2 separate regions of the Homo sapiens genome follow, and region 1 is linked to region 2. Evidence: read pairs that join two places in POLR2A ChIA-PET (ENCODE). Cell type or tissue: PC-3. All regions are shown on one strand. Links, peaks and the distances in the headings refer to the core of each region. The heading gives the core; the rest is flanking DNA. Region 1 overlaps DIP2B (disco interacting protein 2 homolog B). Region 2 overlaps DIP2B (disco interacting protein 2 homolog B).

What was found. ChIA-PET counts read pairs that join two places held together with the same protein. Peaks named below come from ENCODE experiments on the same cell type or tissue, not always from the same donor. Only the 100,000 strongest peaks of a DNase experiment are listed, where the experiment ranks them.
Region 1: POLR2A ChIA-PET joins it to region 2 with 11 read pairs; 13 of 35 experiments call an interaction of 5 or more read pairs at or near these places.

What each region holds. Positions count from the first base shown.
Region 1 is chr12:50,508,004-50,510,814 of GRCh38, reverse strand. All of the region lies in intron 1 of DIP2B (disco interacting protein 2 homolog B), which reads right to left. Among named protein-coding and RNA genes, the nearest start is that of DIP2B, 4.4 kb to the right of the region's middle. RefSeq lists an enhancer at 1-33. In PC-3, for the core only: no CTCF peak of the experiment used is centred there; a DNase peak (open chromatin) is centred at 1,344; H3K4me3 peaks cover 682 bases; H3K27ac peaks cover 1,617 bases.
Region 2 is chr12:50,596,189-50,598,999 of GRCh38, reverse strand. The region is part of intron 1 of DIP2B (disco interacting protein 2 homolog B); the gene reads right to left. Among named protein-coding and RNA genes, the nearest start is that of DIP2B, 93 kb to the right of the region's middle. In PC-3, for the core only: a CTCF peak has its summit at 1,456; a DNase peak (open chromatin) is centred at 1,349; H3K4me3 peaks cover 499 bases; H3K27ac peaks cover 1,535 bases.

The sequences.
Region 1 (2,811 bases), core at 142-2,641, 88 kb after region 2:
AATTAGCCAGGCGTGGTGGCACATGCCTGTAATCCCAGCTACTCAGGAGGCTGAGGCAGAAGAATCGCTTGAACCCAGGAGGTGGAGGTTGCGGTGAGCTGAGATCGTGCCATTACACTCCAGCCTGGGCAACAAGAGTGAAACTCCGTCTCAAAAAAAAAAAAAAGGTGGTACTTTAGCTGAACCCTTAAAGATTTGCGAGAAACTGTGCATATAAGCAAGAAGGAGCATTTCAAAGAGTATCCCTGAATTAGTCACATGAGAGAGAACCATGGAGAACTCTAGTAATTAGAATACAAATATAGTATGAAGGCCCTTTTTAGCCAGTCATATGAACTTTCAACCCTGAAGTGCTAAGTCTTAAACAGGCTAGGACAGAAAGTTGTAACCAAGGGCTGAGCTAAGCGTGACATATTAATGATTTATCTTATTCAAAAATCCAGCTCAATGCCATGGGGCTGTCAAACAAGATTAATTTTTCAAAATACACACCAGAACAAGGGTATCCATAAAAGCTACTCTTTTCAATAAGGTGAATCATTCTTCCAGTGAATTTGTCTGTAAATTCTCTTCTGGAACTGCCCTCAAAACCAGTTTACAATCATTCTGATTTTTTTTGACAATCACAACTAAAATCAGTTTATAATCACTCTAATTTTTTCAGTCACAACTAGTTTGGGTTCTAAAAGAATATTAACCAGCTTTTCTCTACTTGATTCCAAGTGACCTATAAATGAAACTTTACCCTCAAAGAATTGAAATCTGCCACCATGAGGATTTTCAAAGGAATGTGTCACAGGCTCTGACAGTAATTCTGAAGATGAGCTCCTGCCCACCAAAAACACACATGCAAGTTCTGGAGGTAGATTACTTAGATAATGCCCATTCTTGGTTATTTAAAAATCTACATTCCTGCTTTCCTTAATACTCCTAGCATCAGATGTTACAACTGCTTAGACAGAACTTTGATAAAGGTGTATCCTACGAATCTATGACTAAGCTACGGATTTTGGGATAAGTGGCCCCGTTTCCCATGATAGGTAAAGCAGGAGGAATTTACCAGTTTTATGGTGGCTTAAGTCTAACTGCCCCCTTCTGAGACTGTAAAATCTTTATCCAACATCTCCTTTTTCCTCTTCAACTCTCCCACCTCTTCCCCATTAAAAGTCACTGCAATTCCTAGGAAGCAGTCTTCTCTTATCCCTTTGCCTTCGTGGCAGACCCTGTGCCATGCTTTAAGGACCACAAAGCTACGTGATGAAACAGACAGGAGAAAGGGAGGATGGGACTATGTTTACTGTTTGTACTCAGAGAAGTGTTCAAACAAGAAAAGGGAGGATCCCTTCCTGTGAGTGTTATTTTATCTTAAATACCTTTCCAGTTGTCATCTTTGGACTGTTCTCAGACACTGAAAGACTTGAGCTCCTTCCTGCATGCCACAGAAGTATAGGAACATTCTTCGCGTTGCACTTATGGCTGAACTGCACAGGCTAAATTATAGCCCGCTCTACTAGCCACACAATCCAATCTCGTATTTATAATTCTCTTCTATCTCTCACAACGATAAAGCAGATAGCTTCCTCTTTTCTTAGAAGGCAGCCTCTGTACATAACTCCACCATGGTCATGCACTGTTTTGTTGGCAGTTTTCAATGATTTCCCTGGCAGACTCAGAGCTTCTTAAAAGCTACCAGGGTATCCTGCTCATTTGCACACAGTAGGCACAAAATACACATCTGCTGAACTGAATGCATAAGTGATGGATTTGAAAGAGATTTCAGAGAGAGAATCAACACTGTGGTATAGAACTGTTTAGGGCCAGGTGCAGTGGCTTACACCTGTAATCCCAGCACTTCAGGAGGCCAAGGCAGGCAGATCATCTGAGGTCGGGAGATCGAGACCCACCTGACCAACATGGAGAAAACCCGTGTCTACTACAAAATTAGCCAGGCGTGGTGGCGCATGCCTGTAATCCCAGCTACTCAGAAAGGCTGAGGCAGGAGAATCACCTGAACCCGGGAGGCAGAGGTTGCAGTGAGCTGAGATCGCACCATTTCACTCCAGCCTGGGCAACAAGAGAAACTCCATCGCAAAAAAAAAAAAGGTAGCATTTCCTTAGAGAAAAAATTAGTTAACAGCTTGTGCAATGACAGCACAAATATTTAAATCATTCCAATGTCATCGTCACATGACAGCTTAGGATAACGACACTTATTAGGTATGCAGCTTTAGACAAAACAATCTTTCTGAGTACAAGTTTTCCCTTCTGTTAAGCCACAAAAAAGAAAGGGGCGGTGGGTGGTAACAATACCTATTCTATCTAGTGAAGTTTAGTAAAGCTCAAATGACAATGTACAAAAAGATCATTACACAAATATAATGTATTATTGGACAGATTTAAGCAAATTAATTCTCCCCATTAGTGCTACTTTATGTACATACACTTGACTAGACCATATACATAAGTCCAAACAACAGAGCTGTCAAGCATATAATAAAATATGTGGATCATTAAAAATTTCAGTCACAGAAATACTTGCAGAAACCTTCTACCTATTCAACTCGTCTATAGAAAAGCTCATCCTTATGTGGAAATTCAGTTTTTAAATGATTTCCAGGCAGTTTCAGCCTGTTCTTTTTGTGACAGAAGCAGGTTTTAACCAGGAAGCTGCCTGGTGACCTGCCTGAAGCACCAGACACATCACAGGGCTCTGCAACACGCTCTGCAGCAAAGAGCCCAAAGCAGGCACAAACCTGCATTTCAGCACAGAGTTGGCTGATCTATTACCAAAGCCTGCAGCTGAAAATACAG
Region 2 (2,811 bases), core at 140-2,639:
TTTTTTTTTTTAATGTTTATATGTGTTGACCCAATACTTCTTCTAGGAATCTACCCAAAAGAAAGACAAAAATGTGTCCACTCAATGGGAAAGGATAGGAGAGGGGGGAGAGGGGAGGGGGAGAGGGGAGGGGGAGAGGGGAGGGGGAGAGGGGAGGGGGAGAGGGGAGGGGGAGAGGGGAGGGGGAGAGGGGAGGGGAGAGGGGAGGGGGAGGGGGAGGGGGAGGGGAGAGGGGAGGGGAGGGGAGGGGGAGGGGGGAGGGGGGAGGGGAGGGAAGGGGATCTGAAGACATCTTGGAAGATGCTGGTAAAGGATTATCATCAAAGCTGCAACTGAAAGAAAGAATAAAAAAGGGAAAGGAGATGTTTTATATTCTCATTAGAGAAAGGAGAGCAGGCTGCTTTGTAAAAGCATCCATTTATAGATGACCAGAGAGATGACGCAGTGGCAGTCACGAGGAATTTGGTGTTGCAAAAGGATACATTTTAGAGCAATGTGAGAAGTAGTGGAAAAGCCAGGTAAAATAATATGTTCCAGAAGTCTCTAAGAGGAAGAGGATGGAATCAGGGGGTTGAGGGAGGGAAAAGGAGGGTAGTGTGAGGGAGGAACAGAAGGCAGGCCAACAAAAGGACTTGTGTTAAGATTCTCCCTAAGGGTGTAAGTCTAGAATTAAAACTACTTAACTTTTTTTAAATATATATATTCAAGAAGGCCACATCTTGTGATGAAGGTTGAATCCAATGTTTCCAAGACAGTATCATCCTTATTACCTTAATTATGTGGCTAACCCAGTTTTTATAAATGATCAGGATTCCTGGTCTCTCCTTCCTCTAAAGGAAAGAGAAAAAGTCCTTTGCTCAGTAATGCAAAAGTGGGGTAGGTGCAAATGACTTGACGGCATTAAAGAAACTAAATCAAACTCATATTTAGAAATTACTTGAGTTATTTCTGAAACTTACATCAGTCAGTCATATGGCTGCTCTGGACCCAACCTGAAGGAATTAAGTGTGACCCCGTTCAGTTCAGCAAGCGTGCTCACTTTATCTCACTAAGTTTGCATAAAGAAAAGGAAATCTGAAAGACTGAAAACAGCTCAGCCAATGAGTAAAACTATCAAAAGAACTTGACTGTTCAGTTTTCATCCTTCTCCTTAATTGTGAGAATTCACTTTAATGCATACTTTATGTGCACAAAGACTGAAAATGTAATTACAAAAAAAGCAGCTCTAAAATACTATTAAAGCACTCTGTTGTTTCGGCTAAACAGGAGTCGGCAGTCATCACACACTTGCCAGTCTGTATCACTTGTGACTCAGTCAAGGACTGAACAGGAAATGTGCATGAGCCACCCTCACTGACTCCCATGTGCTGTGTTCTCCTCCTCTCAAACTCCCCCAGATCCATCAGACAACACGCATCCCATCCTCTGATTCAAAGAAGTGATGCTCGTTTGTATTAACGCTCCTCCATGCATAGAAGGGCTCAGCACCACCTAATGGTGCTATATTAAGGTAACACTCTTATTTTTAACCTTTTCCCTGTTTAGAATAATCAAAAAAGTGAGATAGCTGCTGTCTGCGTACTCCAGTTATTTGCCCAATGGATAAACTAAGAAAATTATTTAGATGAAGTACTATGATACTGACAAAGATCCAAAGATTTCAATATAAGATGCCAGATTTTCAAATGCCTTTTCTTAAAATATTTTTTAAATGATTTAAGTAGTTATGTTGTCAAATAATTAATAGTTTCCCCATTCCAACATGTGCTATTGAGCCCTTAAAAAGAATGAAGTAAATCTACATATGTTGACATGGAAAGTTCTCTAAGATAATTATGTGAAAAACAAGGTGCAGAAGAGTTTGTGTAGTGGAGTGCCTTGGTATAAATGGTGTCTCTGGGTATATATTCTTGTTTTGCCTAAAAGGCCATAGAATTCACAAAAGACTGGGGAAATTGGTAAGTTTCCCTACCTACATAACAAAAAAACTAAATTATTTCTTTTAAAATTTAAATTTCTAAAAGAAGTTAGTGGAAATATTTACTCATATAAATATCTGACTACATTTAAAGTAAATACTAATGATTCTTTCATAAAAAGTAATAACCACCAAGTTTTAAGGAAATATAACTAACCAAGACAAGTGACAGCTATTTTTAAAAACACGTAAATAAGATTTATCTAAATATCTTGGGTTATCCAACTCCTTAGTTACCGAATTCTCAGTCTATTTTTTTCATCTGTTTATTTATTTATTTAGAGACTGGGTTATGAGACTGGCTAAGTTTTGAATTTTTGGTAGAGGTGGGGTTTCGCCATGTTGCCCAGGCTGGTCTCAAACTCCTGGGCTCAAGTAATCCACTGTCTCAGCCTCCCAAAGTGCTGGGATTACAAGTGTCAGTGACGGCACCTGGCCATGAATTCTGTCTATTTTAATTCCACTTGAAAACTGTCTCTTTTAGGATCATCCAAACCAGGTCAACCTTCTGAGAGGTTCCCAGTCCTGGAGACAGGTCAAAAGTGAAGCTCAGACTGGTCTGGCACTTATACAGCCATTAGGAAGAGATGAGCAGAAAAGCTCTAAGATTCCACAGCCCAGACTGGCTATGGATATTAACGACCTGCCTCCAACCATCCATACCTGTTCTTTTGTTAATCTGTTTTTACCACCATGCAAGAGAGACAACCAAACTCATACAGTCAAAACTGAGTCATAAGACCCTCTCCCAATTTTTTATTTTTTGTTTCTACTTATAATTCTTACTTTTATACTTCTAAAACAATTCTATCCCTGTTAAAGACTCCTTTCGA